3 separate regions of the Homo sapiens genome follow, and regions 2 and 3 are each linked to region 1. A link is a loop called in an ENCODE intact Hi-C map of the cell type or tissue named here. Cell type or tissue: dorsolateral prefrontal cortex. All regions are shown on one strand. Each heading gives the region's core, and the rest is flanking DNA. Links, peaks and the distances in the headings are about the cores only. Region 1 overlaps EHMT1 (euchromatic histone lysine methyltransferase 1). Region 2 overlaps DPH7 (diphthamide biosynthesis 7). Region 3 holds the start of EHMT1 (euchromatic histone lysine methyltransferase 1).

Region 1 (10,637 bases), core at 1,665-9,664:
TGCACTCCCGCCTGGGTGGCAGTGAGACCCTGTCTCAAAAAAAAAAAAAAAAAAAAATTACAGACTAGATGTCGAAGAATATATCTTGTTTCTTGTTTATTTTATTTTATTTTTTTTGAGACAGAGTCTTGCTGTGTCGCCCAGGCTGGAGTGCAGTGGCGCGATCTCGGCTCACTGCAACCTCTGCCTCCCGGGTTCAAGTGATTCTCCTGCCTTAGCCTCCCAAGTAGCTGGGATTACAGGCGTGTGCCACCACACCCAGCCCTCTCCTTTAAACATTCCCGTGTTGGTGGTCATTGTGATCATCACTTGTGTATGTTGCTGTTACAAATTGCACTGCTGCTTTAAACAGCATCATATATTCTTCCACATGTACATGTCCAAGAGTGTTTCTAGATAAGCACCATGAAGTTAAGGTGCTGGGTCATACAGAGAGGACTCATTTAAACATGTTTTAAAATTATGACAACATATACATAACATAAAATTCACCATCTTAACCATTTTTAAGTATAAAGCTCAGTATTGTTAAGTATATTCACATTGTGCTGCTGTTACCACCATCCAGCTCCAGAACTTTTTCATCATTTCAAGCTGAAACTCTGTCTCCATTAAATGCCAAGTCTCCATTCCTCCCTCCCCTCAGCTCTTGGCACCCACCTTTCTATTTCCTGTCTCTAAGACTTGGACTATCTAGGGACCTTACACAAGTGGACCATACAGTATTTATCTTTTGTGCTTGGCTCATTTCTCATAGCATAATGTCCTTAAGGTTCATCTGTGTTATAGGATGTGTCTGAATTTCCTTCCTTTTTAAGGCTGAATAGTATATATGTAATTATATATATATATATAAAATATATTTTTTTTTCTTAAAATTTTTTTTTTGTAGAGACAGAGTTTCTCTGTGTTGCCTAGTCTGGTCTCGAATTCCTGAGCTCAAGTGATCTGCCCGCCTCAGCCTCCCAAAGTGCTGAGATTACAGGCTTGAGCCACCGCGCCCAGCCGTAATGTTCTGTTGTATGAATGGACTACATTTTGTTTGTCCATTAGTGGATGTCCGTTGATGGACACTTGGGTTGCTTCCACCCCTTGGCTATTGCAAGCAATGCTGTTGTGAACATGGTGTGTAAATATCTCTTTGAGACCCTGCTTTCAATTGCTAGGTCATATGGTAATTCTATTTTTGATGTGTTGAGGAACCGCCATACTGTTTCCCATAGCAACCGCACCATTTTGCATTCTCACTAGCAGCACGCAAGGGTTCCAGCTTCTCCACGTCCTTGCCAGCACTTGTAAGGGTCCATCTCTTTGATGACAGTCTCTCCTGGGTGTGAAGTGGCCTCTTGTGCTTGGTACACTTGCCTGGCTCTTGGCTCCCGCCCACATGCGAAGCGCCCTGTCTCCCCTGGGCAGGGACTGGGCCCTGTGTTTCCTGGCCCTGGTTCTCTCATTTCCTTCCTCTTTTAATAGAGGACCTTTTGAGAGTGTTCTCTTTCCCTGAAATATAAATGAAGTGCAGTTTACTAAAAATTCACAGGATATTCCTGATTGTATTGAAGTGCAAAACAGGCAGAACTAATGAGAAGGGTGATGTGTGTAAGAATTTGGAAATGGTATAGGATGAGAATCATACACAACACCAGCCAGTATCAGGCAAGGTTCCAGAACACCACTGGGGAAGGGGCTCCTTCAGCGCTGATGAAGAACGTTTACGTGCACCTGTGGATCTTTCACATGGCATGTCGTCACTAGATGGTGTTTTTCTTTTTTTTCTTTTCTTTCTTTCTTTCTTTCTTTTTTTTTTTTTTTGAGACAGAGCCTCACTCTGTTGTCCAGGCTGGAGTGCAGTGGTGTGATCTTAGCTCACTGCAACCTCCGCCTCCTGGGTTCAAGCAATTCTCCTGCCTCAGCCTCCCAAGTAGCTGGGATTGCAGGCGTGCACCACCGCGCCGGGCTAGTGTTTGTATTTTTAGTGGAAACGGGGTTTCGCTGTGTTGGCCAGGCCCGATCTCGAACTCCTGACCTCAGGTGATCCACCCACCTCAGCCTCCCAAAGTGCTGGTATTACAGACGTGAGCCACCGAGCCCGGCCTCAGATGGTGTTTTTCCATCAACTTTTTCTTTTTACTTAGAAAGGAGTTTTTAAAACCATAAAAAGTGAGAAAACTCTCTTTTAGACGTTGATATCTTCCATGTGTGGGAGGAGCTAGATGATCTGCGCGCTGGTCAGAAGCACGTTGCATGGTGTGTGTGTGTCGGACGGCAGTGAACAATGCTCAGGCGCCTGCTCCAGCCCTGGTGAAGCCATCATGCTCCAGTGCGCAGTGTCTGTTGCTGCTGGGTGTGGGAGCACCAAGGAAGAGACCTGGGCAGGAGCTGACTTCAGAGCCGGCTGAGGAGGGGTGAACACGTGCGGGCAGTGGTAGGGTGTCTTTTGGAAAAAAGGGACAATCAGAAGCCTGAGAGTCCGGGGTGGATGTGGCCACAAGGGTTGTCCTTGGAATCGGCTGGACGGCACCTCTGCCTGCCTCACCTGGGGGCTTTGGACCCTTTGGCGAATGGGCACAGCAGAGGTTTTCAGCATGGCAATAATAAGACTTTTTAGAAAGGAAAAGTGTAGTGGGTGGATGGAAAGAGCAGGTTAATTGTTAAACTCGTAGGGGAGATGGGCTGAGGGCCGGAGCCACAGCGTGGAGTTGGAGACGCACAGTGAGGCCGGGCTAAGGGGACTGGACTTGTTTTTGAACAGTTCAAGTTAGCGGGTATCTAACAAGCAGTGACTGATGTCTTCCATGTGGCAGATACTAAACACTTTAATTTTATATTTATTAAATATATTGAATAATATTAGAGCTGATAATCAATTCAGAACTTAGGCATCACCCACAGTCCTGAGTCCTGCAGCCCCCGCATAGCCTGCTGAACTGGTTTTGTAGTTAGTTGTTCCCATTTTACTGCAGAGGAAACGGGCACAGAGAGGTTAAGAAACCAAGGTTACGCATCTCATTAATGACAGAGCTGGGATTCGAATCTAGCCAGTCTATCAAGCTTTGCCTGTCACTTACCCACCACGCAGTGGTGCAGGACGCTGGCCGATACCCCCCACACAGTGGCACAGGACGCTGGCCGATACCCCCCACACAGTGGCTCAGGACGCTGGCCGATACCCCCCACACAGTGGCGCAGGACGCTGGCCGATACCCCCCACACAGTGGCTCAGGACGCTGGCCGATACCCCCCACACAGTGGCTCAGGACGCTGGCCGATACCCCCCACACAGTGGCGCAGGACGCTGGCCGATACCCCCCACACAGTGGCGCAGGACGCTGGCCGATACCCCCCACACAGTGGCTCAGGACGCTGGCCGATACCCCCCACACAGTGGCTCAGGACGCTGGCCGATACCCCCCACACAGTGGCTCAGGACGCTGGCCGATACCCCCCACACAGTGGCTCAGGACGCTGGCCGATACCCCCCACACAGTGGCGCAGGACGCTGGCCGATACCCCCCACACAGTGGCGCAGGACGCTGGCCAATACCCACCAGGCGATGGTGCTGGACGCTGGCCGATACCCCCCACACAGTGGCTCAGGACGCTGGCCGATACCCCCCACACAGTGGCTCAGGACGCTGGCCGATACCCCCACACAGTGGCGCAGGACGCTGGCCGATACCCCCACACAGGGGCGCAGGACGCTGGCCGATACCCACCAGGCAATGGTGCTGGACGCTGGCCGATACCCCCCACACAGTGGCACAGGACGCTGGCCGATACCCCCACACAGTGGCGCAGGACGCTGGCCGATACCCCCACACAGTGGCGCAGGACGCTAACCGATACCCCCCACACAGTGGCGCAGGACGCTGGCCGATACCCACCAGGCGATGGTGCTGGACTCTGGCCGATACCCCCCACACAGTGGCACAGGACACTGGCCGATACCCACCATGCGGTGGCGCAGGACGCTGGGACTGGAGGAGGCGCACAGCTGAGGCCGGCTCCGTGCCCTTCTTCCTGCCTGTGAGGCAGTCTCGTTGGTCGGCAGTCTTGTTGGTCAGCAACCTTGTGGTTTCTGATAGGTTCCATGAATTTTCATCTTAATTTGCTCCATATTAAACTCAGGGAAGGAGTAGATGTTTTCCAGTTTCACTTGGGCGGGTAGAGGCTGTAAGTCTCCACAGGGCTGTGCTCTGAGCCATGTGCCAGTCAGCAGCCCAACCATGGTGGAGACGCGCCTAGCACACAGGCAGGAGCTGTTAGCAGGAGGCTGGCGAGCAGGTGATCAGGCGCGAGGCCTCGGGGTGCCCTTGACCCGGCGAATCTCCTGGAAGGCAGGCCATCAGCTCGGCAGGCCCAGGAATTTGATGTTGCAGGTAAACCAGATTGTCAGAATTGTACTCTCGGTCTTGAAGGAGATGGTAGATAAACTAGAGCATCAGCATATTAGTGGCGGTAAGAACGGCAAGTAGCCGTTTCCAGCTTGACTGCCCTTAGAGCACATACCCTCTGACCTCACACTCACCAGTTATGTCAAGGCACCCGTTCTGGTCATGGCTACTTTTTGGTTTTGGACCTGAAAGACTCTAAACAGACAGGTTTTGGCTGATGGGAATTTGGAGTTTTTGGGGTTTTTGCAGGCAGGTGCTCACACCCTGGGCACCTGGATTACCGGCCGCCCGGCCCTGTGTGCCTCCCCTCGGCACGTGTTTCTTCTGTAAGGAGCACTTAGACTGCTCACGTTCCTGGTTTGCTGATCTTCTCTGTTGGTCCAGTTCCCTGAGGGTACAGACTACAGCCGTTGAGCCTAGGCCTTGGTGGCAGGTGAGCCCCAGAGCTTGGATTGCTGTGAGATCTGTGTGTCGGGCCTGTGCTGGGAGCATGGACGGAGCCCTGGAGCTGGGGTTTGCTCTGACCCCTGCTGGCGAGGGGAAGAAGGTCAGGACAAAGAGCATTGCTTTCCTTGTCTCCCGCCAGGGACTGCACTGCCCTGAAACTCGGTGGCTGAAACAACAATCATCATTTGTTATCCCTTTGAGGGGACAGGAATTCAGACGGCACAGAGGAGATGACTTTATTTTGGTCAATGAGTCTCAGCTGGAAGACTCGAACATGGGGGTGGTGTTAGTGTGGGCTGCGTCCTTCCACATCTGGTGGCCAGTGCTAGTTAGTGGGTTCTTGGCTAGGGCACCCATGTGTGGCCTCCCGGGTGGCGTGGGCCCCTCACACACAGTGGCTAGGCAGCACAGAGCAAGCTAGCAAGGCAGAGCTGGGTTGAGGCCGCCGTCTGTGTCATGGGCTGCCACTTCAGCCACATACTTCAGGTCCACCCAGGCAAAGGAGGGGGATACCGACCCACCTCTCGATGGTGGAGTCTCAGAGTACTGCTGGAGGCACATGAGGGACTGGCAGATATTTGCACTGGTTTTGCCATCTTTGGACAAATGCCATAGCCGAAAGAACTGGACAAAGGCAGTAGTAGGGACGGGGCCACCTTTGATTGTCTTTCTTTGCAGAGAGGCTCAATCAAGGGTTAAGCAGCAGATGGAAAGGGAATCTGTCCTGATATTTTAAAATCCCTTAAATGTAATTTCTGGGGCTACTTTGGATATTAATTGTTTTTTTCCAAATTTAGGAACCAACTCTCCTTTTTCTGCCAAGGGAAAAAACAAAAAGACAAAAGAGGGAAAAGAAAATCTCTCAGATATTGAAAGGATTCATTCTTTTTCTCTCCACCCCTTTCGATAATTAGCTGGTGAAATTGGTATGTGGAAAATGGTTTAAAATTAGGGGGCGGGTAGAGAGTGCTCTTCATCTCACGAGTTTCCTGGACCGAAGTTGCTTCCCATCTTGGAGAAGCCGTTTGGCATTTAAAGTTCCTTCTTGCTGCTGTTACAGTTCCCAAGGAGAAGACAAGTCTCTCTTCCAGATCCTGGGCTTTCCTAAAGCAGAAGGGAGCAAATGGCAGATTGGAATGTGACATTTTTCTTATTTTGACTAGAATAAAGAAAAATCTCCACTGTTAGGTAGAGAAGGCAGTCTTTTGTGTTGGTTGTTGTGAAATGACGTTTTTAAATGTTGATAGCGTGTAGGATAGTCCAGTGGACCAATGTATTTTCTTGAGGGGGAGAAGGACCTTCCTTCTAATAGTCTCCCCCAGGTTGTGAAAGGCAAACATCAAGTTCAACTGTAGAATCACGAAGATAAGTTTAAAGAGACCGCACAAGGGTTTTTCCTTCCATTTTCTTCATGTCTTGCCGTCATGGGGGTATCTTCAAAGCTCGGGTAGGTAATATGTGAAAGTTGACACACCCCTCCCAAAACACAAATGGCAAGGTGGAAGTGTGTAGAGGCCATGCTGGGAAGAATACCAGATCAGTTCCAGGGGAGCATGCCTGCGTCTTCCTTCCTTTCCTCCTGAGCTTGTGTGCTTCTCACTTGTAGTTGTGCCTTCTGGTACTTCTGACCCAGAGGCACAGGACCCCAGAGCAGACCACAGAGCTGGCCCTGTGAAAACAGTGCAGAGACTGGGTGTGGGGACTCACACCTGTGATCCCAGCACTCTGGGAGGCTGAGGCGGGCGGATCGCTTGAGGTCAGGAGTTAGAGACCAGCCCGGCCAATGTGGTAAAACCCTGTCTCTACTAAAAGTGCAAAAATTAGCTGGGCATGTTGGCATGCACTTGTAATCCCAGCTACTTGGGAGGCTGAGGCAGGAGAATCATGTGAACCTGGGAGGCAGAGGTTGTAGTGAGCCGAGATGGTGCCACTGCACGCCAGCCTGGATGACAGAGTTTGTCTGTTTCAAAACAAACAAACAACCAGTGCAGAGTTTGAGATCCATGTGCCTGATTGTTTTAGCACTTGACCTCCATGTTTCTGTGGGGGTCTCTGGTTCCAGGGCAGGCACTCCTGGAGCTCATTTGCCCTGAGGGAGATCCTGCTCTGCCCACTGGGATCGGCCGGCCTGGCCTTGTGCTCACTGCACACAGGGTCATACAGTTTACCTAGCATACTGTTTGAAGATTTTTTTGAAGCGGTTTTAAATTTCTGGTAACTTTAAAGATTTTTCTTTTAGCCTCATGTAGAAGGACACTTTTTGTGGTTAAAATCTTACTGTTGAGATTAGAAATTTTTCCTTTGGATCATTTACATTATATTTGGTAAGTTAGAGTGAATATGTTGATAGAATATTCATTTCCAAAGTAGTTTTTATTCTTGCATCCTTGTAAAATAAAGCCAAATTACAAGAAGTCTTCAGTAATTTGTTTAGTCTAAGAAAAGAACAAAGCTTTCTGGAAAAATGAGCAAAAGAACCCTGAGATAAGATGATTATATTTTCTCCCCGTTAAGTTTTCCGTTCAGATGATTCTATCCATACAGCTCCTTTTTTGTAGTTTGACTTTTTGAGTAAAATGTGATTGCATATTCTGGTCCAAAGGGAGGATGGCACTGTTGTGAGGGCAGCGTGTGAGGGCGGCGTGGCTCGCGGAGGCCTCACTCCCCACTGTTGTGAGGGCAGCGTGTGAGGGCGGTGTGGCTCGCGGAGGCCTCAATCCCCACTGTCGTGAGGGCAGCGTGTGAGGGCGGCGTGGCTCGCGGAGGCCTCACTCCCTGGCTTTCACTCCAGCCTCCTGGTAGCATGCAGAGACACAGTGTGGAAACGGAGGCCACTGTCACAAGCGCTGAGGAGGATCATTATTACTGGTTTGTTGACAAAACGTGGACGCATTTTGTCTTATCCAGCATGTTGTAGAAAAGCAGGGATTGCCGTGGAAACTCCACACTTTGACTAGGAAAAGAAATGATCACTTCTGAGGTAACTGTGATGTAGATGTATTATTGTAGACATGGTAAACTACCTTATTAATCTTCACCTCATGGTGGTATTGACTGGGCGGATTGTAAAATGCCATTGTTTGCTCTGTCTTTGATAAACATGAAGGATCAGGTGTCATCTCTTTAGTGGGTGAGAAAGTCTCTGGAAGACCATTGAAGCTGCCTAACACCAGGTATCGCTGAAAGGATTTTTAAAGCTAGTGAGCAGGTTGCCAGGTTGTTCAAAGGTAGAGTGGGCAGGGAGGTGGCTGGCTATCCCCAGGGCCCAGATGCAGATGGGCAGGGGTCCTTCCTGCCAGCCTGGAACCTTAGGTGCACCCTCAGTCTGTTTCAGGGTCAGGCAGGGCCTAGGTTTACCAGCAGCCATGAAACCATTGAGTCTTTTCTTCATGACATACCAGTGGCCAGTGTCGCAGTCAACACAGTTCCATTGGTTCTTTTTCCTATCTCTTTAAAATTTAAATTTATAAAATTATTTAAATATTTTTATGGGCTTGTCTTTGAATAATTTTAACAGAGATTATCCAAAATATGTCTAGTCCTTATTTGTCTTTGAATTTTAGGAATCTTATAAAGGGCAGTGTCTCAGTTTCTATGATCTTTCCCCCACTATACATTGTTTATTTAAAAAAAAAAAAGTCAGTAGTTTGGTAGAAATTGATGGGGCAGGAGGCCACGCACTGGGAACCTCACCTGCAGGGTGCAGGGTGTGCCCTATTCTTCGCCTGTGGGGGATGGTGCCTCATCTCTTAGGTGGGCTGCTGGTGCAGGTGCGGCTGAGGAGGCTCCACAGGAGCAGGCATTTGAACCCTGAAGGCGCGCTGCCGTCTTCTCTGGAAAGGTGATGCTGAGCTCTTCACAAAAGTTTAATAATTTATACTGTAGGTATAATAGAAATTGTCTTTTAAAAAAGCATCTAACATCTAATGTAGTAAAGTTAAGGTTAACTGTTATGACACATTATATTGGATGCATGGTCATTTCGTATTAAATGACAATGGAGAGGTGTCTATTTGTAGATGAAAAATAATGTTGTCCTGTCAGCCACAAGAAGGAAATTAATTCAGTTAAAAATGTTGGGCCAGGCATGGTGGCTCACACCTGTAATCCCAGCACTTTGGGAGGCCGAAGTGGGCAGATCACTCGAGGTCAGGAGTTTGAGACCAGTCTGGCTAATGTGATGAAACCCCGTCTCTACTAAAAATACAAAAATTAGCCAGGCTCTAATTGCCATGCGCCTATAATCCCAGCTACTTGGGAGGCTGAGGCAAGAGAATCGCTTGAGCCCAGGAGGCGGAGGTTATAGTGAGTCGAGATTGCGCCACTGCATTCCAGCCTGGGTGACAGAGCAAGACTCTGTCTCAAAAAAAAAAAAAAAGAGAAAAAGATGTTGGCCTGGCACAGTGGTACATGCCTGTAGTCCCACCTATGGAAGGCCTAAGTGGGAGGATCTCTTGAGCCCAGGAGTTGGAGGTTGCAGTGAGCTGTGGTTGCACCACTGCACTCCAGCCTGGGTGACAGAACAAGACCCTGTTTCTAAAAATGAATGAACAAGCAAATATGTATATGCTGCCTTTGTTTTTCCTACAGATTATGTTAAGTTGTGATTATTGCATGCTTATTTTATGATTACATTTAGAGGAAGAGACATACAAATAAAGTGGTAGTGTTGTAAAAACTTGAAGCTTTTTATTTTAATCATGAAGAACATTTCAGTTACGTAAATGTATATCATCATGTGGAATAAAGAGGTTACTGTCTTCTGTCCTGTGTTGCTAAAGAGAATTTGTGAGGTCACTGGCATGAATATAGCTACACACCAGTATTTACCTATAAAATACATTTATTTTATGGACTTGACATGTGAGTATTTCTCCTATCCCTCTATCCCTTTTGGATATTTTCTGAGCTGTGAATGTAACTGGGTGTCTCATGTCATGACAGCCTGTAGTGCCCACCTCCCCGGGAGCTGCTTGTGTACTTGGCCTCCACGTGCAGCATGGGGTCTGAGTTCTACTTCACTATCTGGGGAACTTTTTTCCCCTTAAGTTTTTGTGTCTATCTGAACCCACCAATTAACATTTAAGGAAAAAACTTCACGAAGTGGGAAATAATCCTTTTTTCTCCAGCCACATCAGTGCCTTAGACAATATATTAAAGTGGGCATTCGGAAGAAGACAATGTTGTTTTCTAGAAGGATGGTGGAGTCCAGCTCAAGCACGTCAAATGTGTGCTGAGGTGGGCCTCATTAGTCCGCTGTTCTCCTTTCTCAAAAGGTTTGATTTGTTGCTGTTGTGACCCATTTTGATCATGGATTGGGTAGATTTTGCACCCCTGCCATGCCACCCCACCCTCCCTACCATAGCATTCAGCCCTTGATGCTTAGGTACTGTTCTAATTGAGGTTTTATTATAGGCTGTGACATTGATGAGAATCTGGATAGGTCAGTGAAGGAACTGTTCCTGTGATCAATTCTGGCTTTACAAATTGTAGCTCTTGTTTTACTATAAAAAATGCCAGGTTTCTGGGTGTATTGGCTCGTTCTCACACTGCTATAAAGACATACCTGAGGCTGGGTAATTTATAAGGAAAAGAGGTTTAATCGGTTCATGGTTCTGTGGGCAGGCTGTATAGGTTTCTGCTTCTGGGGAAGCCTCAAGCAACTTAAAATCATGGCGGAAGGCCTAGGAGAAGCAGGCATATTTTCACATGGCTGGCAGGAGAGAGAAAGCATGAAGGGGAAAGTGCTGCACACTTTCCAACAACCAGGTCTCATGAGAACTCACTCATTATCAT
Region 2 (10,637 bases), core at 1,490-9,489, 140 kb before region 1:
TGAATCTGTAACTGGTTGTCCTCAATTATTGTTTATACAATTTTTTATTATTTAATTTTTAGAGATAAGAGTCTTGCTCTGTTGCCCCTGGCTCATTGCAGCCTCGACCTCCTGGGCTCAACAATCCTCCTGCCTCAGCCTCCCAAGTGGCTGGGACCATAGGCACATGCACCACACCTGGCTAATTTTTGTTTTACTTTTTATAGAGACTGGGTTTTGCTATGTTGCCCAGGCTGGTCTTGAACTCCAGGCCTCAAGCAATCCTCCTGCCTCAGCCCCTTCCAAAGTGCTGGGATTACAGGCCACTGTGACTGTGCTCAGTAGTTTTAATAATATATGCAACCCGTCACATGAGTTCAGCTGCGGGATTTTCCAAAAGTTTTGGGATTTTGGATTTTTGGACTGGCTGTGCTCAATCTATACAAGCATTTCTGGTGCCATGATGAGGCATAAAATGTTCATTTTAAACATGTTATAAACTCGTGTTTTTCAAAAAACTTCATTTAATACAAATAGTTGCTTAAACAAGTATGAAAGGCTGAAAGTCAAAATCTGCCTGAGAAACTTAACAAATCTGCAAGCTGGAAACCGCGTCTTTTCCCCACTCTCTGCCAGACAGAATCACCCAGTCCACTTTCAGGGGCCCAGCAGGGAAGCTGATTTAAGAGAAGTCAACAGCTTTTCTGACTACACTGTGGATTCCATCAGTGCACAGGCACCTGCAGGGCTGCAGTAAGCATCTCTGATGAGGTGGTCCCGGGCACTCACTCGCAGTCTCCCTCCTGGTTTCCTTGTGGGAAGGGGCTTCATGATTTCAAGCTCAGTTCCCCTCCCACTCCCAGAGGTGGAGCGCATGGTCATAGAAGGAGCAGGTGGCCAGGAGGCTGAAGGCTGAGTCTGCTTCTTCTGGGTTCACGCCACAGTCACGTGTGGTGGCTGCTGTAGCCTGCAGCCAGGTGCCATTCTTCCTCATGCCCTCTGTGAGTGGCTTCATTCCACTCTGGGGTCTGGCATGGCCCTCCCCATCGTTATCCTCTCTGCATTCATGACAGGGTGTTGGCAACTCGCTTGCACCCTTCAGGTCTGCCGTCTTGGTTCCTAGGTTGCTAGGAAAGGACCACGAGGGGGCCCGCTGCAGAGAACGGAAGAGCAGCCAGGACCAGTCGGCTCCATACACCAGCGAGTCGGGCAATGTGTGAGATGTCAGGACCGTCGCCTCCTGCCTCTCCTCTGGAGTGAGAGATGGGAGAACCCAGGAAACACAACATCACCCAGAGCCTCTCCCCAACCTGTCACACCTGACAGGGAGACTCCAAGAACAGCCCCTCACAGGTCAGCAAGTGTTTCCTGAGGAGCCGTTGTGTCATGCAAAGGAACCAGCAAGACCTGGGCATATGTTGGAGAAGAAACAGACCGTCATCTTGCAGTGCACACGCCTGTGTGCCTCCAAGAGAAGCATCAAGCGGGGCTACAGAACCTCACTTGATGGTGAAGAATACGGCAAAAGCCAGAGAGGGGGAAAGACCTCAGTTAACACTTAAAACCAAAGAACAAAGGAGTTTTAGCCAGCTGGGAAGGAAGGGGATGTCTGAGGAACAGGCAGCATGTGTACAGCAGAGGTGAGAAAGTCCAAGGCTCGCACGGGGAACCACAAACAGGCAGCCATGGCACTGTCAGTGAGTGACAGTGGGCTGGAGCGTCCCAAGCATGCAGGGTCCGGCACGCCCTGTTTCAGAGTCTGGATTCTGGCTTGGAAAGGAGCCACTGACAAGGTTAAGTGAGCAGTTTCTTTATAGAAGTTGCTACGGCAACTGGAAAGAGGCCACAACTGCCTCCCAGAGCACACAGCAACAGAGGGAATGACGAGGCGTGGCCAAACCCGAGGCGATCTGGAGTCCAGGAGGCAAGGCCAGGGCTGGCAGGGGCAGTTGCAGAGAGCAAGTGGAAGGTGAGCCAGGGGCTGCAAGGCTGGGTGGCCACTTGGGCTCTGAAAGGGCTGCCATCGCTACCTCTGAAGTACAGGGATTGATGCCAGCAGTGACCGGAATCAGAACCAGAATGAGTGCTGATGGAAGAAGGGCTGAGGGCAGAACAGGACCGCACTGGATTACAAAACGTGCCGAGGTTGTATGGGCCTGGGCCGGGGAGGCCCAACCCTGGGCCCAGGGCTTCAACTGGGCAGAGGTGGCTCCGAGGAGGAGTGAGATGCTGAATGTTCAGAGACAGCCACAGGGGCCCTCGAGCAGCATGTGTGGGGCGACCCTCGGGAGGAAGCCCCTGGGGAGGCCGTTACTGTCCCTTGGGAGGTAGCGTCACAGGGCAGGCAGGACCTCCGCTAGTCTTTCATCCAGCAATCGCTCAACACGTCCACTCGGGCCAGCAGGACCTCTTCTACAGCTTAGGAAAAGGTAATAAGGCAGAGTCTAAGCCCTCAGAGAGCCACAGCCTGGGAAAAAGACAGCGAATGAGTGGACGGAAGACACTGTTGCGACCCCAAGAATGGGAGGCCCTTTCTGATTAGCCACAGGCCAACGTTTCCTCCCTCTTTTTATTTTCAAGACAGGACCTCACTCTGTCGCATAGGCTGGAGTGCACTGACCTGGGCTCTGTCTTCCTGCCTCACCTCCTGAGTAGCTGCGACCATCATGCCCCCTAGTTTTTTCTATTTTTTGTGGCCACGGAGTCTCACTATGTTGTCCAGGCTAGTCTTGAACTCCCGGCTCAAGCAATCCGCCCACCCTTCCCAGAGTGCTGTGACTGCGAGTGTCAGCCACCGCACCCAGACAATACAAATTGTTTTAAAATTAGGCCGGGCGCGGTGGCTCACACCTGTAATCCCAGCACTTTGGGAAGCCAAGGCGGGTGGATCACAAGGTCAAGAGATCGAGACCATCCTGGTCAACATGGTGAAACCCCGTGTCTATTAAAAATACAAAAACTAGCTGGGTGTGGTGGCATGCACCTGTAGTACCAGCTACTCGGGAGGCTGAGGCAGCATAATTGCTTGAACGTGGGAGGTGGAGGTTGCATGAGCCAAGATCGTGCCACTGCACTCCAGCCTGGGTGAAAGAGCAAGACTCTGTCTCAAAAAAAAAAAATTGTTTAAATTAAAGATACAGGCTGGGTGCAGTGGCTCACGCCTGTAATTCCAGCACTTTGGGAGGCCGAGGCAGGTGGATCACATGAGGGCAGGAGTTTGAGAGCAGCCTGGGAAACATGGTGAAACCCCATCTCTACTAAAAGCACAAAAATTAGCCAGGCATGATGGCGCATGCCTGTAGTCCCAGCTACACAGGAGCCTGAGGCAGGAGAATCCCCTGAACCTGTGAGGTGGAGGTTGCAGTAAGCTGAGATCACCCCACTGCACTCCAGCCTGGGCGACAGAGCAAGACTCTGTCTCAAAAAAATACATAAATAAAGTTATGAAAAAGGCCAGCCGAGCACAGCGGCTCACGCCTGTAATCCTAACACTTTGGGAGGCCGAGGCGGGTTGATCACCTGAGGTCAGGAGTTCAAGACCAGCCTGACCAACATGGTAAAACCTCGTCTCTACTAAAAAATACAAAAATTAGCCAGGCGTGGTGGCACACACCTGTAATCCCAGCTACTCCGGAGGCTGCAGCAGGAGAGTTGCTTGAACCCGGAAGGTGGGAGTTGCAGTGAGCTGAGATTGTGCCATTGTATTCCAGCCTGGGAGACAGAGCAAGACTCCGTCTCAAAAAAGAAAGAAAAAGAAAAAAAGGCCTATACAGAGTACCTGACAAAACTGGCCTGGAATGTTGAACTCTCAGACCTGTCTTAGTTCACCTCTTCAACTTTAAGAACTGAAGGCTGGATGCAGTGGCTCAAGCCTGTAATCCCGACACTGAGGACTGAGTTGAGGCAGGAGGACTGCTTGTGTCCAGGTGGTCCGGGCTGCAGTGAGCTCTGACTCCACCACTGCGCTCCCACCTGGGTGACAGGACACAAGACCCTCTCTTTAAAAAAAAAACTAAAAACTCACCATAGCCAAAAGGTGAAAACAACCCAAATGTCCATCAGAGGATGAACAGACAGAATGTGGTCCATCATTACCTTCTTAAAAAGAGAATTCTGACACATGCTCCAACAGGGGTGAACCTTGAAAACGTTAAGCTATGTAAAGAAGCCGGATATAAAAAGACACACGATTCTACTTCCATGAAATATCTAGAAAAGGCAAATCCCCATAGACAGAGTAAACGGAGGTTATAGAGGCTGGGGGAGGGATGTTTGGGGTGATAGAAAAGTTTTGAAAATAAGTAGCAGTGATGATTGCACAGTATTTTGAATGTCTTCTTTTATTTTTTATTTTTTTTGAGACGGAGTGTCACTGTCGCCAGGCTGGAGCGCAGTGGCGTGATCTCGGCTCACTGCAACCTCCGCCTCCCAGGTTCAACCGATTCTCCTGACTCAGCCTCCCAAGTAGCTGGGACTACAGGCGCCCGACCTCAGGTGATCCGCCCGCCTCAGCCTCCCAAAGTGCTGGGATTACAGGCGTGAGACACTGCGCCCGGCCTTGAATGTCTTTAATACCACTAAATTGTGGGCGGCAAGCCACCCAGGCACCGAGGCAAGAGACCGAGGACATGAGCTGTTCCAGTAAAATAAAATATAAAACAAGAATAGTTATACCAGATATAGATCTTAGATAATGATTATATATGAATATCATTAATCATTAGTTGGTAGTAATTACTCTTTATCCCAATATTATAATAATCCTCGCTCTACAATCATAACCTAGGAAAAACCAGGCCATACAGAGATAGGAGCTGAGGGGACATAGTGAGGTGTGACCAGAAGACAAGAGTGCGAGCCTTCTGTTATGCCTGGACAGGGCCACCAGAGGGCTCCTTGGTCTAGCGGTGACGCCAGCATCTGGGAAGACGCCCGTTGCCAGGCGGACCATGGTCTAGCGGTAGCGAAAAATGTGAAGGAAAAACACCCGCTACTTAGCAGACCTGGAAAGGGAGTCTCCCTTTCCCCGGGGGAGTTTAGAGAAAACTCTGCTCCTCCACCTCTTGTGGAGGGCCTGACATCAGTCAGACCTGCCCGCAGTTATCCGGAGGCCTAACCGTCTCCCCGTGATGCTGTGCTTCAGTGGTCACGCTCCTTGTCCGCCTTCATGTTCCATCCTGTACACCTGGCTCTGCCTTCTAGATAGCAGTAGTCAATTAGTGAAAGTACTAAAAGTCTCTGGTATGCAGAAATAATAGCGTAAGCTGTCTTTCTCTCTCTCTCCTCTCCCTCTCTGCCTCGGCTGCCAAGCAGGGAAGGGCCCCCTGTCCAGTGGACACGTGACCCACGTGACCTTACCTATCATTGGAGATGACTCACACTCTTTACCCTGCCCCTTTTGCTTTGTATCCAATAAATAACAGTGCAGCCAAACATTCGGGGCCACTACCGGTCTCTGCACATTGGTGGTAGTGGTCCCCCGGGCCCAGCTGTCTTTTCTTTTATCTCTGTCTTGTGTCTTTATTTCTACACTCTCTCGTCGCCGCACACAGGGAGAAGCCCACTGACCCTGTGGGGCTGGTCCCTGCACTAAATTGCACACTTAAAGTGGCTAAAATCATGCATTTTATGTTACATAAATTTTATCACAATTTTTACAAAAGCAGTTAAAAGGCAGGAGACCCAGTGTGTGCCCAACAGACAATGCTGGAGTGTGTTTAAGAAACTCAAGCAAAGGAAATGCAAGTCAAGGGATTAATGGGCAAGTTCTCCTTCAATTATCAAGGCTACAGAGAAAAGTATCAAGTATTCAGAAGTCTAGGAAACACCACCGAGGGCCTCTCCTAAGCGTCTCTCAGGAGGCAAGCTCTATCCAAACAGGCGGTGGCTGGGAACAGCTGTCACCAGGATGGATGGGAGCACAACAAATAGTCAATTGCGAGCTGAGACTTAGGAAAAAACAGGTGGGGCAAGGACAGAAAAATAATATGTTAATGCTGTGTTCTGAGTAGGAAAAAATGCCATTAAGAATGGGAAGAGATGGCCAGGCGTGGTGGCTCATACCTGTAATCCCAGCACTTTGGGAGGCCGAGGCAGGCAGATCACAAAGTCAGGAGATCAAGACCATCCTGGCTAACACGGCGAAACCCTGTCTCTAATAAAAATACAAAAAATTGGCCAGGCAGGGTGGCTCACGCCTGTAATCCCAGCACTTTGGGAGGCCGAGGCGGGCGGATCACGAGGTCAGGAGATCAAGACCATCCTGGCTAACACGGTGAAACCCCGTCTCTACTAAAAATACAAAAAAAATTAGCCAGGTGTGGTGGTGGGCGCCTGTAGTCCCAGCTGCTCAGGAGGCTGAGGCAGGAGAATGGCGTGAACCCGGGAGGCGGAGCTTGCAGTGAGCCAAGATCCCACCACTGCACTCCAGCCTGGGTGACACAGTGAGACTCTGTCTCAAAAAAAAAAAAAAAAATTTGCCGGGCGTGGTGGTGGGCACCTGTAGTCCCAGCTACTCAGGAGGCTGAGGCAGGAGAATCGCTTGAACCCGGGAGGTGGAGGTTGCAGTGGGCCGAGATCGTGCCACTGCACTCCAGCCAGGGCAACAGAGCAAGACCCCATCTCAAAAAAAAAAAAAAAAAAAAGAAAAAAAGAAAATCACCATTTTGCCATTACCATAATTTATTCAAGCACCAATTGTCTCTGAATTGGGTAAAAGTCTGAAAAGGGAGTTATTGACACAGGTTCAAAGATTCTCACCACAGATTACTGATTAATCCCAAAGAGGAAAATAGTATCTCTTCAGTGAAGGGATTGGGGCAAACACCACCTTAACAAAGTGACCAAATTTCACAAAAATGGAACAATGTGGCATCATAGGCCCTTGATGTGAGGAACTAAGGAGGGCACAGCGCCACTTTCACAGGTTTCCTGGCAAAAATGCACGACCCCGGCCAACATGGTGAAACCTCGTCTCCAATAAAAATACAAAAATTAGCCAGGCGTGGTGGCAGGTGCCTGTATTCCCAGCTACTCGGGAGGCTGAGGCAGGAGAATGGCGGCGTGAACCCGGAAGGTGGAGGTTGCAGTGAGCCAAGATAGCGCCACTGCATTCCAGCCTGGGTGACAGAGCGAGACTCCATCTCAAAAAAAAAAAAAAAAAAAAGCATGACCCCATACCAAAGACTCGCCTCAGACTCAGGTGTGAACTGAAAGAGAATGAAAACGATGCATCACGCCACACTGAAGTGACTTTACCAATGCCAGACAAAACTGACTTTAAAACAAAAAATGTTACTAGATTTAAAGACAGACACTTTATATTGATAAAAGGGTCAGCACATCTGGAAGATACCAGAATTATAAACATATATAAAAGAGATCCCCAAAATACGTGAAGTAAAAACTGATGGAAACGAGGCTGGAAATACATAATTCTACAGTTAGAGTTGGAGGTAGCAATAGCCCACTTTCTTTTATTTTTTTGAGATGGAGTCTCGCTGTGTCTCCCAGGCTGGAGTGCAGTGGCGCGATCTCGGCTCACTGCAAGCTCCGCCTCCTGGGTTCACGCCATTCTCCTGCCTCAGCCTCCCAAGTAGCTGGGACTGCAGGCACCCACCACAGCGCCTGGCTAATTTTTTGTATTTTTAGTAGAGACGGGGTTTCACCATGTTAGCCAGGATGGTCTCGATCTCCTGACCTTGTGATCTGCCCACCTCAGCCTCCCAAAGTACTGGGATTACAGGCGTGAGCCACCGTGCCCAGCCAACAGACCACTTTCAATATTGCCCAGACAGGAGATTCAGTAAGGAACCAGAAGATCTGAACATTATAAAGCCGAGACCTCACAGGCACCTACAGGGCACTCCAGCCAACAGCAGCAGAACACACGTCCGCAAGTGCACAGGGGCACTCCCCAGCAGAGACCACACTCTAGGCCACAAAACTAATCTCAGTAAATTCAACAGGAATGCACAATGGAATAACATTAGAAATCGGTAACAGAAAGAAATGTGGGCACTTAAAAACATGTACATTAAACAACACACTCATAAATAACCAATGGTCGAAGAAAAAAACCACATGGGAAATTAGAAAGTACCTTGAGATGAATGAAAATAAAAATACAACATACCAAAATGTATGGGTTGCAGCAAAAGCAGTGCTCAGAGGAAAATGTATCACCATTAATAAAGAAAAAAGACCTCAAATTGTTTTAAGATGAGAAATATTATGGCTGGGCATGGTGGTCCCAGCTACTCGGGAGGCTGAGGTGGAAGGATGGTTTGAGCCCAGGGGCTGGGCACGGTGGCTCATGCCTGTACTTTGGGAGGCCAAGGTGGGCGGATCACCTGAGGTCAGGAGTTCAAGACCAGCCTGGCCAACGTGGTGAAACCCCGTCTCTACTAAAAATACAAAAATTAGCCAGGCGTGGTGGCACAAGCCTGTGATCCCAGCTACTCTGGAGGCTGAGGCAGGAGAATTGCTTGAAGCCAGGAAGCAGAGGTTGCAGTGAGACGAGATCACACCACTGTACACCATTCTGGGTGACAGAGCAAGACTCCATCTCAAAAAAAAAAGATCTCAAATTGTTTTAATACAAGAAATATTATGGCTTGGCATGGGGGTCCCAGCTACTCAGGAGGCTGAGATGGGAGGATGGTTTGAGCCCCAGGAGGTTGAGGCTGCAGTGAGCTACAATTGCACCACCACACTCCAGCCTGGGTGACAGAGCAAGACACCATCTCAAAACAAAACAAAAAACGATGAGAAATACAAAGCACATTCACAGAACTAACAGAAACAATACAGAAGAGATGGAGAAACTAAAGATGCAAAACACAGAGGAATACAGGCCAGGCACGGTGGCTCACGCCTGTAATCCTAACACTTCGGGAGGCCAAGGCAGGCGGATCACGAGGTCAGGAGTTCCAGACCAGCCTGACCAACATGGTGAACCCCCCATCTCTTCTAAAACTATAAAAATCAGCCAGGCATGGTGGTGGGTGCCTGTAATCCCAGCTACTTGGGAGGCTGAGGCAGGAGAATCGCTAGAACCCAGGAGGCGAAGGCTGTGGTGAGCCGAGATCGCACCACTGCACTCCAGCCTGGGTGACAGAGCAAGACTCCGTCTCAAAAAAAAAAAAAAAAAAGAGGAATACCATGCGGAAATCGAGTCAATCAAGTCCTTGAGTACAATCCAGTGCAGAGAAGAAACTGGCCTTGGGAACAGGTGTGGGTCACCCACCGCTGCAGAGGGCAGAGAGCATGTGGGTGGCCCGAGAGGCTGGTGGGCTTAATGGTGGGAAGATGAGGTGGTTTTGTGATTGCTTATTTTTGGAGTGAGGGGAGAGAGAAGAGGCGAAAGAGGAGAGATCATGAGCTGCAAGTCAGGAGGGAAGAGGAGGTCCTGGAGGTTTGAGCAGAGAGAAGAAAATGTGAACCAGTTCTGACAGTGGGGGATTACTGCCTAGAGAAATGTTACAGATCACCAGGAATCCCAGGGACCTACTAGAACACAACGTGGACAGCTGATTCCAGCCACGTTCTCCGGCTCAACCAGAATCAGAGGTGCTTGTTCCCAACAAAACAACACTGGGTTCTGCCCAGAGTGTGAGAAAGGGATGAAGGGAATGGAGTGTGAGCTCACAGGGGGCAGCAGACCACAGAGTCCCAGCTGACCACAGGCAGGAAGAGCATGGGAGAGCACAGACAAGGATGGTTATGGGAGTGATGGGTGGCCAAGCCTCCAGACTAGAGGTCCCAGTGGGGTCAGAGGTCTGCCGAAATGCAGGAGGCACCGGAATGACGGAGCTGGGAAACCAGGGAAAACTGTGGTTAGAGAGCAGAGATTCTGGAGCTGGGACAGTTATGGATCACGACCAAGTCTAGGGCGCGACGCTGGGAGTGTGTAAAAGCTGAGGGAAGAGCCCAGCAGAGCAAGGGAGCAGGGAGCTGAGGGAAGAGCCCAGCAGAGCGAGGGGGCAGGGAACTGGTGCCCTGCCCTGAGGCCCAGCAGCCACGGGTCCCCACTCACCCATTGCCTTTTGGCAGTTGAGGATCTTAAAGCCACTGTGCATGCAGGCGGCCAGGAGCAGGTGGTGGTGGAAAGGGTGCCACTTGATTCTCCATACCCCACCCTGCACAGGCGTATCTGCCAACGGCTGCTTCATGTTTCGTGTGTCCCACAGTAGGATGTGTTCATCATAGCTGAAACCGACCAACCACAGGAGGCATATAAGGAAAGCCCAGGCTCACCTGTTCCACAAGGCCCCTGGGGGGCACAGAACGTCTCCCAGAGACCTGTCCCATGCATCCCTCGAGGACAAAGTCCCCTTTACCAAACCCATATACCTACACTCCGGCGAAGCACTGGCAGACGAAATGCTGCAATGGTGCCAGGAGGAAAGGCAGCGAAAGAGGGAAGAAGGGCCCAGGAGCCCCCCGGGGACAGCGAAAGAGACGAGAAGGGCCCGAGAGCCTCCTGGGGACTCACCTTCCCGTGGCCAGGATGTGCTCCCGATGAGGGCTGCTCTGGATGCTGCACACACCCATGGTGTGTCTGCAAGCAGAGGCGGCTTCTGAACCAGTGTCCAGCACACAGACCCACCCAGGGAACGGGAGGGCTGGTGACCCAGGGAACGCGGGGGCTGGTGTGG
Region 3 (10,637 bases), core at 118-8,117, 77 kb before region 1:
CTCTCTGAAGGCGCCGGAAGCTACTGTGACCCTCCCGGTCTTCATTGGCAATATTGCTGTGAACCATGCCCCAGTGAGCCCCCGGCCAGGCCTGGGGCTGCCTCCTGGGGCCCCACCCCTGGTGGTGCCTTCCGCACCACCCCAGGAGGAGGCTGAGGCTGAGGCTGCGGCTGGCGGCCCCCACTTCTTGGACCCCGTCTTCCTCTCCACCAAGAGCCATTCGCAGCGGCAGCCCCTGCTGGCCACCTTGAGTTCTGTGCCTGGTGCGCCGGAGCCCTGCCCTCAGGATGGCAGCCCTGCCTCACACCCGCTGCACCCTCCCTTGTGCATTTCAACAGGTGCCACTGTCCCCTACTTTGCAGAGGGCTCCGGGGGGCCAGTGCCCACTACCAGCACCTTGATTCTTCCTCCAGAGTACAGTTCTTGGGGCTACCCCTATGGTGAGTCGACAGCCAGGGCTTGGCAGGGAGGGGACGCCAAGAGCCCCACGCAGACCCTGCTTTCTTCCCGCAGAGGCCCCACCGTCTTATGAGCAGAGCTGCGGCGGCGTGGAACCCAGCCTGACCCCTGAGAGCTGACCCCGTGCTGCCTTCTCCAGGCAGGCCTGGCCTCTGCCCTGGGACTGGGGCGCCCAGGGCCTCGTGCCTTCTCTCTTGGCCTAGCCTGGCCCACTCAGGACCTGCCCAGCCTCTGCCAGCTCCTCTGGCATCCGCCCTCTTCTCCCTGGGGCTGGGGTGGGGGTGGCAGGGAGCTGGGACCTGGAGAGACAACTCCTGTAAATAAAACACTTTATTTGTAGAGCTGGGCCTCACCGGCCTCGCCTTGGGCACCCTCCAGCCTCTGGCAGGGCCTGACCCTGACCCCATCCTGGGCTCTGCTCATGCCAGGGCAGACCCTGCTCCTCAGGTGCCCCCTACTACCCTGGGGGCGCGCTCAGGCTACCATGCCTGGGCGGAGCCGCGGGGCTGGCTCCCTTTAACAGAGGACGGGGGCTGGCGCTGGGCCTTCCAGAGCCGCCTAAGGACACGTCCTTGGAGCCCGGCTCATGAAATGGGGCCTCACGCAACCTTGGTGTTTGGTTAAATTTGTGCCTTGGCTCCTGTTGCGTTTAGGCACCCAGGTTCCCAAGCGGTGTGGTGTGGACCTCCCCTGCTGAGAAACCCGCTGGCGCGTGGAGGGGCTTGCCCAGGTCCCTCCGACAGGAGACCCTGCTCCCTGGGCCTTGGCCCCTGCTAGCACCACTGCCAGGCCTGGCTCTGAGGGACGCTGCTTCTCCCCTGCCCACGTCTCCAAGGCCTGAAAGGCAGGGTTCTGTGGAACAGCATTTCTCAAAGGGGCATCCTGCAGACGTTCCAGCCCCAGGGGAGGCCCCGTGATGCTGGCTGGCCTGCCTGGAGGGTGCTTCCAGAAACAACGGAGATGGTGGTGAAGAAGGCTCTGGGTTCAAATTCCAGTTCTCCTTTAGGGCGAAGGGGTGACTGTGGCTAGGTTTGTCAGTTACCTTATCTATAAAATGCACAGGACCAGGCCGGGCACGGTGGCTCCCTCCTGTAATCCCAGTACTTTGGGAGGCTGAGGCAGGTGGATTGCTTGAGGTCAGGAGTTCCAGATCAGCCTGGGCAACATAGTGAAACTCCATCTGTACAAAAAAAAAAAAAAAAAAAAAATAGCTGGGCATCATGGCACATGCTTGTAATCCCAATTACTCAGGAGGCTGAGGCAGGAGAATCGCTTGAACCCAGGTGGCAGAGGTTACAGTGATCTGAGATTGTGCCACTGTACTCCGGCCTGGGTGACAGAGCAAGACTGCCTCAAAAAATAAAAAAACAAAACCCCACAAAAAACTCGTGGGACTGTAGGGTACAGCCCCCCACCCTCATAGCATGACAGTTTATTTCTTGAACAGTCCAGAGGGGGCAGATCCTGGCCTTGTGGCAGAGTTGTCATTCCTACATAGTGGTTCCCATCCCTGGCTCCCAGATGGCTGTTGACAGCTTTCACCACTGCCCAGCCTAATGGTGGGACTTTTGAGGGACAGACTGGGAAATGGATTGTCACTTTTTGTCTCTGACCTGTCCCCTTCCTGTTGGAAATGTGGTCTTTAGCCAGGCAGTCCTGTACTTGGCTAAAATTTTACTAATTGTGGGACAGGCAGCATGAATATTGGAGAACAGCAGAAAGTGTACCACAGGTGGGGTCATCTGTGAAGCGCCTCCTGGAAGCAGTGCAGTATATGGTTGAAAGGAAGGCCTCCTGGGCTGAATCCCATCACTGCCTCTCACCACTCCCTTGCTTCAGTTCAGTCACTTATAAAATGTGGGTAAGAACAGTGCCTGCCTCTCAGGACTGACCTGAAGTCTGCAGTGTTAGCATGTCACGTGCTGAGAGCAGCATCTTGACATAAGTGCTGAGGGGCACACAAGGGTAGCAGCTGATGGAAAAATGGAGTGAAAAAGCTGCCTGCAGCTGCTTCCCACACCTTCACTTAGGGTGGATGTTTGCTTGGTGAAGGATTTTTCTTCACATTCTAACTCCCTTTATTCAGTCAACAATTTTTTTGTTGTTGTTGTTGAGACAGAGTCTTGCTCTGTTGCCCAGGCTGGAGTGCAGTGGCACAATCTCAGCTCATTGCAAGCTCTGCCTCCCGGGTTCATGCCATTCTCCTGCCTCAGCCTCCCGAGTAGCTGGGACTACAGGCGCCCAGCACCACTCCCGGCTATTTTTTGTATTTTTAGTAGAGATGGGGTTTCACCATGTTAGCCAGGCTGGTCTCCATCTCCTGACCTCATGATCTGCCCACCTCGGCCTCCCAAAGTGCTGGGATTACAGGCGTGAGCCACCGCACCCGGCCCAGTCAACAAATATTTTGTCTCCTGTACACCAGGTATTGTTCTAGGCACCATGGACTTACATTCTAGTAGGGAGACAATATTCCAAATCAGGATGTGGGAGAGTCACATGACACACACTGTGATGGAGCCAAGTAAGTCAACGAAGACAGGTATGGGGGGGCAGTATCATTTTAACTAGGGAGGAGAGGGAAGGCTTCCCTTAAGAGGTGATATTTCAACTCAAGGATGGTAAAGAGGGAAGCCACAAAGACACTCGAAATAAAGGTTTCAGGGAAGGGACAGACAGCAGGGGTGGCGGAGAGGTGGGTGCGGGGCAGGAGGGCCATGAAGGCGCTCGTGTCTCCTGCGAGGGCTCAGGGTGCTCGGCCTGTCATAAATGGACTTAGGCTTTGACAGAGCAGTTTAGCTGCCCTAAAGAAACCTGGGAAGGTTCCCTTGGCACTTGGGATTGTCCGTTTCCTTTTCTGTCTATGTGCGCTGTCTATGCTGGACTTGAGATAATTCTCCGGAGTCCGACTCACCAGGAGACTCGGGTGTCACCCAGATTGACCTTCAAGGCTCATTTCTTGTCAGTCCAGTACCCGTCCCCTCGGTTCACACGACCATCCAGAAACCTCAAATTCAGTCCATGCTTCTTGTTTTGGGTCTCGGGGCTGGGATAAGGCGGGCTGACCACCGCGGGGCATGTAGGTAGTTTCCGTGGTGCTGGGGGCGCTCTCCAGGGAAGGCTACTTGGTCTGCAGAAAAGGCCTTGACTTGTGCATACCTGGGCAGCGGGCCTATGAGTGGCAGCGAGAGCGGGGTAACCAGAGAGGGCACACCCCCCAACCGGAGCGCCCCCCAGGTTGGCATCTCCACAACTGTAGAACCTCCCCCATCAGGGCAACCCTCCCGATTGGGACACCGCCCCCAGCCAGACACATCCTCCTAGCAGAACACCCATGCTTAGCCGGAGCCGCTCCCCCGCCAGACACCTCCCCACCGGGAAACCCTCCCCAGTGGGACACCCCAGCCAGTCCAGGTATTCCCGCCGTTAGGGACACCCCCTCCAGCCGGAGCATACCCTCGGCAGGGGCATTCCTCCCAACCGAGGGAACCCCGCCGCAACGGGAACCTGCCTGAACCAGAGCACCCTCCCGCGCCGGGGACACCCCACAGGCGGCTCCCGCGCCAGGCCGCGGCCCAGGGAGTCAGCCTTCCGCGCAAGCCGGCGAAATCAAAGTGCGTCCGGGGTTAGAGGTCAGAGGTCGGAGCCGCGGGTCTTTCTCCTTCTTCGGCCAGCCCACCAAAACGTCAATTTAGAATGAGACATGTGTTGAAAATGGGACGGCTACTCCCCATCCACTACTACGACTCTGGCGGGCGGGTTCTCCAGCTCCAGGTCTCCTACCCCGCGGGCGCGCGTTCCGGTTCCGGCCGCCGCAGGCCCGGCGCCTGGGGCGCCGCACGCCTGGTTCCAGTGCGCAGGCGCCGCACCGGTCGAGCTCCAACGCGCAGGCGCGGGCGCAGGCGCAGGCGCAGACGTAGGCGATCGGCCCCGCCCCGACTCTGGGCCGCGAGGCGCGGGCGGGGCGATGGCGCGCGGGAGGGGCGGGGCCACGCTGCGGGCCCGGGCCATGGCCGCCGCCGATGCCGAGGTGAGCAGCGGGGCCGGCGGGGGGCGGCGCGGGGGCGGCGGGCAGCGGCGGAGGCGGCGCGGGGGCGAAGAACCGGGCGGGGCGGCGGCAGGCGGCCGGCGGGCGGGCGGGGCCCCGGGTCCCCCCGCCGCCGCCGCCGCCGCTGCCGCCGCCTCAGGCCGAGGCCGGGCCGAGGCCGCCGGGCGTCCGGCCCGCGCTCCCGCCGGGCGCGCTTTGTGCGCGGCGCGGGCCGGGCGGCGGCTGGGGGAGCGGGCGGGGGCGCAGGTGAGGGAGGCGACCGCGTACCTGTGCCCGCGCCCCCCACGGACCCCGTGCCGCCGCCGCCGCCCGCAAGCCGGATCTGCGGGGAGGGCCTCGGCCAGGGTGCCGGGGAGGTGCGGAGGACAAAAGGAAAAGTAGCGGGGCCGGCCAACTTTGGAGCGCCGGCCGAGGCGAGGCTGTCCCTCCTCTCGGAGCTCTTCCTTCGCTTCGTTGACCTTTCACTTTGTTCTGAGTAGGATGGCACCATCTTTAACGAAAAGTTGGCCAGTCCCGGCGTGTTTCTCCCCAGACAATGCTGCTCCAGCCCTGCTGGCTGTCAGAAGCAGGAAAGCACGCTCGGTGGGAAGCTTGCGGACTCAAGTTTATTTCCAAACCAGCAGCTTTAAAGGGCTCTCGATGTAAAAAGTTCACATTCTTTTGTTAATGGTCTCGGCCTTCCCCGTGCTCATTCTCAAGGATAGTTTGTTTCCTTGCTTAGGAAAGGAAGCAGCGTAGAGATTAAAGTCTTGCGAGTGGACCACTGGCGTCCCTCTGAAGGAAAAGCAAGCAGGAGGTGGTGTGTCCGTGGAGATGCAGAAATAGTGTGGTCCTAGGGCTGAGATAAGGGACCGGTTTGGAGAAAACTGTCAGCGTAGAAGTATTTCTTTGAAATTAACTGTCTAGTAACAGTTGAGACTTCTAAAGCTTAGAAAGTTAAGGTGTAGTAAGAAGCCGTACAGTATCCTGGTGCATAGACTTAACACTGTATTTTAACTCAGGTAATGTATGGCCTTTTTGTTTATTTTTTTCCTGCATTTTTGGGGGGTGTTGAAATAAGTAAACTGGGAAGGTGCAGGGGAATTCTTAAATTCAATGCAAGGAGTTTTTGCTGAGTATCTGCAGCATTCAAGGAATTAATATTAGTCACTGAGAACAAAAAGCGAAATTAGAAAATTTCAAGTCACTTCTAGGCTTGTAGGGGAGAAGACGTGTAGTGATGAATTCTATCATTTATGAAGTACCCACTGGATCCCACACACTGTGCAAGACCTTTAGATCAGGCGCCTCCCTCGGTTTTCTTCACCCTGTGCAGCAGGTGCTGTTATTTCCTTTTTTAAATTATTATTTATTATTATTATTTTTTGAGACAGGATCTCCCTTTGTCACTCAGGCTGGAATGCAGAGGCATGATCACTGCTCACTGCAGCTTCGACCACCCAGGCTCAAAGGAGTCTCCCACCTCGGGTGCTGCCACACCTGGCCAATTTTTTTGTATTTTTTTGGTAGAGACCGGGGTTTCACCATGTTGCCCAGGCTGGTCTTGAACTTTTGGACTCCAGCGATCTGCCTGCCTCCGCCTCCCTAAGTGCTAGGATTACAGACATGAGCCATTGTGCCCGTCCTGTTGTTTCCTGTTTAGCTGAGGAGGAAGGGTTAGATAACTTGGCCAGTCGGTTGTAGGACCAGCACTAGTACAGTGTTGGGCACGTAGTAGGTGTTTAATACATGACCGATGAGCAAATGGCTCCAGATGTCTCTGGTTCCATAGGCAGCCTTGAATAGGGCTTTACACACCTGATGAGAATGACAGCCTGTGTTGACTGAGCCCTGACTTGTGTCCAACCCTGCCATAGTGCCAGTGCCTTGCATGAATTCAATAATTTGAGCCTAGCAGCAACCTTAAGAGGTAGGTACTGTTACCTCCCCGTTTATAAATGAGAAGACAGGCGCAGTGAGGCCCAAGATTGAAGAGCTTGTGGCCAAGAAGATGGAGTTGCAGGTGGTTTGGCCATAGAGCTGATGCTTGCTAAATGTGTTATATCTGTGATGGTCATTTTAGGTTAATAAAAGCTCTGTTTTTAGATTGATAATTCTAAGGGTTTATCATCAAGGTGTATGAGAAGGTGAGGGAGCCCCTGTGTGTAGCGCAGCAACTCTGGCCTTCTGGACAGTAGGTAGGCATGTGATCACTGTTGTCACTAAACCTGGGAAATGATTCCTGGGTCAGGGTTCATTAATTGCCAAATGATTAAAGTAATAAAGCTGACACTGGAAACTTATCTAACTTCATTTCTTTTCCTTGATTTACAAAGATAGTCAATACATTTTCCTACCAAAAAGAACTGGCCAGCCGTGGTGGCTCATGCCTGTAATCCTAGCAGTTTAGGAAGCCGAGGTGGGCGGATCACTTGAGGTCAGGAGTTCGAGACCAGTCTGGCCAACATGGTTGAAACCCTGTCTCTACTGAAAATACAAAAATTATCTGGGCATAGTGGTGTGTGCCTGTAATTGCAGCCTGGGCAACGGAGTGAGAGACTGTCTCAGGAAAAAAAAAAGAAAAAAAACTACTGAGGTAGTTGAATATATCCTCCATTCCCCATTTGTGGATTAGTTAGTAAATGGGGCATCTTAGGGTTTAAATATGTCCAGGGTCACTGAGGATCAGATCCTAGGGTTCCTTTGACTCAAGGCTTTTGTCTCAGCAAAACGTCACCTTCCAGCAGGAAGGCTTTCTCAGGCAAGTAGCAGGGTGGCTACTATGTATCGCTTCTTTATTTTTTCTTTTTTAAAATAATGCAGGCACGTGCGCATAATTTAAAAAATCAGTGCTAAAACCCTTAAAAAAAAAAGCTGTTCTCATCTCCTGTCTTTCTTTTTTTTTTCTTTTTATTTTTTTCTTTTATTATTATTATACTTTAAGTTTTAGGGTACATGTGCACAACGTGCAGGTTTGTTACATATGTATACATGTGCCATGTTGGTGTGCTGCACCCATTAACTCGTCATTTAGCATTAGGTATATCTCCTAATGCTATCCCTCCCCCCTCCCCCCTTTTTTTTCTTTTTGAGAATGAGTCTTGATCTATTGCCCAGGCTGGAGTGCAGTGGCCCGATCTTGGCTCACTGCAGCCTCCGCCTCCCGGATTCAAGTGATTCTTGTGCCTCAGCTTTCCTGGTAGCTGGGATTACAGGCGCCTGCCACCACACCTGGCTAATTTTTGTGTTTTCAGTAGAGATGGGGGTTTCACCATGTTGGCCAGGCTTGTCTCGAACTCCTGACCTCAAGTGATCTATCTGCCTTGGCCTCCTAAAGTGCTAGGATTACAGGCGTGAGCCACCGCCCCCGGCCGATCATCTTCTGTCTTTCTAGAGAAGAAGCAGCCCACTTGCATCTCTTGAGCATTTACTTCATGTTTCTAAATATATGTTTGTATTGTCATGTCTTTATTCACCAACTTTAGGGGTCGACTATGGACTTCCATTAATGGTGAATTAGTGTAAGATTTAGATTAGAGAAGATTTTTGTTCTCTTATGTTCATCCTGCCCCAATCAGAATGTATGTTCTTGGCCAGGGCCAGCAGCTCATGCCTGGGAGGCCGAGATGAGAGGATCCCCTGAGCCCAGGAGTTTGAGACTAGCCTGGGCAACAGAGTGAGACCTTGTCTCTACTAGAAGTAAAAAAGTTAGCTGGGTGTGGTGGTGGTATGTGCCTGTAGTCCCAGCTACTTGAGGGGCTGAGGTGGGAGGATCGCTTGATCCCAGGAGGCCAAGGCTGCAGTGAGCTGTGATTGTGCCACTGCCCTGCAGCCTGGGTGACAGAGCAAAATCCTGTCTCAAAAAAAAAAAAAAAAAAATACAGCCAGGCGCGGTGTCTCACACCTGTAATCCCAGCACTTTGGGAGGCTGAGGTGGGTGGATCACGAGGTCAGGAGATCGAGACCATCCTGGCTAACACACAGTGAAACCCTGTCTCTGCTAAAAATACAAGAAAATTAGCCGGGTGTGGTGGCGGCCGCCTGTAGTCCCAGCTACTCGGGAGGCTGAGGCAGGAGAAGGGCGTGAACCCGGGAGGTGGAGCTTGTAGTGAGCCAAGATCATGCCACTGCACTCCAGCCTGGGCGACAGAGCAAGACTCCGTCTCAAAAAAAAAAAAAAGAAAAAAAAGAATGCATGTTCCCTCTGCCTGGTACACAGCATCATCCAAAGGAGTCTCCTCACCTTTCCCTGTGTCTGATGCTGCTCACTGTTTATTCCCTCCTGGTGATGGAACACACTCTCCGTTAGCTAGCCAGGAAGGTGTGGTAAGCGGTGAACTTTTGGGGTTTGCGTGTCTGAAAATGTATTTACTCTTTTTTTTTTTTGAGATGGAGGTCCGCTCCGTCGCCCAGGCTGGAGTGCAGTGGCACTATCTCTGCTAACTGCAGCCTCCGCCTCCTGGGTTCAAGCGATTCTCCTGCCTCAGCCTCCCAAGTAGCTGGGATTACAGGTGCTTGCTACCACGCCTGTGCCTGGCTAATTTTTGTATTTTTGGTAGAGACGGGGTTTCAACTTCTTGGCGAGGCTGCTCCTGAACTCCCAACCTCAGGTGACCTGCCCACTTCGGCCTCCTAAAGTGCTGGGACTACAGGAGTGAGCCTCCGCACCCGGCCGCAAATGTCTTTATTCTGCCCGTGCGCTTAGTAAGTTTGGCTGGTAGGTTGGAAAGTCATTTTGAAGTCATAGCTCCAATATCTTTCAGTTTTCATTGTTGCTCTTGAGAAGTCTGGTTTGGTCTTTTTTCTTTTTGAGACAGTCTGGAGGAGTGGTTCAATGATAGTTCTCTGCAGCCTTGACCTCCCGGGCTGAAGTAATCTTCCTGCCTCAGTGCCCTGAGTAGTACCTGGGACGGCAGGTGTGTGCCGCCATACCCGGTTGATTTTTCTTTCTTTCTTTTTTTTTTTTTTTTTGAGATGGAGTCTTACCCTGTTGCCCAGGCTGGAGTACAGTGGCGCCATCTCGGCTTACTGCAACCTCCGTCTCCTGGGCTCAAGTGGTTCTCCTGGCTCAGCCTCCTGAGTAGGTGGCATTAACAGGTGTGTACCATCACGCCCAGATAATTTTTTTGTATTTTTAGTAGAGACGGGGTTTCACCATATTGGCTAGGCTGGTCTTGAACTCCTGACCTTGTGATCTGCCCACCTCAGCCTTTCAAAGTGCTAGGATTACAGGCCAGGCATTAGGCACTATGCCCGGCCTCTTTTTTTTTTTTTTTTTTGAGACATGGTTTCACCCAGTCTGGCATCCAGTTGCCCAGGCTGGCATGCAGTGGTGTGTGATCTTGTCTTTCTGCAACCTGCCCGGTTCAGGCAATTCTCCTGCCTCAGCCTCCCGAGTAGCTGTGATTACAGGTGGGCACCACCACGCCTGGCTAATTTTTGTAATTTTAGTAGAGACAGGGTTTCGCCATATCGGCCAGGCAGGTCTCGAACTCCTGACCTCAAGTAAGTGATCCACCTTCCTCAGCCTCCCAAAGTGCTGGGATTACAGGTTTGAGCCACCATGCCTGGACTCCAGCTGATTTTTGTATTTTTAGTTGGGATGGGGTTTTACCATGTTGGCCAGGCTGGTCTCGAACTCCTGACCTCAAATGATCCATCCGCCTCAGCCTCCCAAAGTGTTGGGATTACAGGCGTGAGCCACTGTTCCCGGCAGTGATTTTTCTGTTTTTGTAGAGACAGGGCCTTGCCATGTTGCCCAGGCTGGTCTTGAACTCGGCCTCCTGAAGTTCTGGGATTAAAGGCATGATCCACCGAGCCTGGCCCAGTTTCATTCTTCTTTTTTTTTTTTTTGAGATGGAGTTTTGCTCTTTTCACCCAGGCTGGAGTGCAGTGACGCGATTGGGTTCACCGCAACCTCCACCTCCTGGGTTCAAGTGATTCTCTTGTCTCAGCCTCCCAAGTAGCTGGGATTACAGGCTCCTGCCACCCCGCCCCGCTAATTTTTGTATTTTCGGTAGAGATGGGGTTTCGCCATATTGGCTGGGCTGGTCTAAAATTCCTGACCTCAGGTGATCCACCCGCCTCAGCCTCCCAAAGTGCTTGGATTCCAGGCGTGGGCCACCTTGCTGGCAAGGCCCAATTTCATTCT

The links. Hi-C counts contacts between places; a loop is a spot of excess contacts. Peaks named below come from ENCODE experiments on the same cell type or tissue, not always from the same donor. Only the 100,000 strongest peaks of a DNase experiment are listed, where the experiment ranks them.
Region 2: it touches region 1 in a loop (2.2-fold over the local background); 2 of 110 quality-filtered maps call a loop at or near these places.
Region 3: it touches region 1 in a loop (6-fold over the local background); 3 of 110 quality-filtered maps call a loop at or near these places.

Annotation. Positions count from the first base shown.
Region 1 is chr9:137,690,471-137,701,107 of GRCh38, forward strand. All of the region lies in intron 1 of EHMT1 (euchromatic histone lysine methyltransferase 1), which reads left to right. Among named protein-coding and RNA genes, the nearest start is that of EHMT1, 77 kb to the left of the region's middle. RefSeq lists an enhancer at 5,063-5,747. In dorsolateral prefrontal cortex, for the core only: CTCF peaks have their summits at 4,935 (motif pointing left) and 5,137; DNase peaks (open chromatin) are centred at 4,931 and 5,241; H3K27ac peaks cover 2,432 bases.
Region 2 is chr9:137,554,419-137,565,055 of GRCh38, forward strand. DPH7 (diphthamide biosynthesis 7) reads right to left here. Exons shown (of 9, transcript NM_138778.5): 7 at 10,475-10,540; 8 at 10,016-10,188; 9 at 26-1,230. The coding sequence ends at 821. Among named protein-coding and RNA genes, the nearest start is that of MRPL41, 7.9 kb to the left of the region's middle. In dorsolateral prefrontal cortex, for the core only: a CTCF peak has its summit at 4,922; no DNase peak of the experiment used is centred there; H3K27ac peaks cover 849 bases.
Region 3 is chr9:137,614,561-137,625,197 of GRCh38, forward strand. It overlaps ARRDC1 (arrestin domain containing 1), which reads left to right. Exons shown (of 8, transcript NM_152285.4): 7 at 1-440; 8 at 514-800. The coding sequence ends at 578. EHMT1 (euchromatic histone lysine methyltransferase 1) reads left to right here and starts at 4,445. Exons shown (of 27, transcript NM_024757.5): 1 at 4,445-4,489. The coding sequence starts at 4,469. It overlaps ARRDC1-AS1 (ARRDC1 antisense RNA 1), which reads right to left and starts at 4,335. Exons shown (of 3, transcript NR_122035.1): 1 at 3,971-4,335; 2 at 3,374-3,631; 3 at 772-1,639. RefSeq lists enhancers at 4,138-4,187, 4,853-5,571 and a silencer at 4,228-4,527. In dorsolateral prefrontal cortex, for the core only: no CTCF peak of the experiment used is centred there; DNase peaks (open chromatin) are centred at 4,081, 4,341 and 5,054; H3K4me3 peaks cover 3,432 bases; H3K27ac peaks cover 1,719 bases.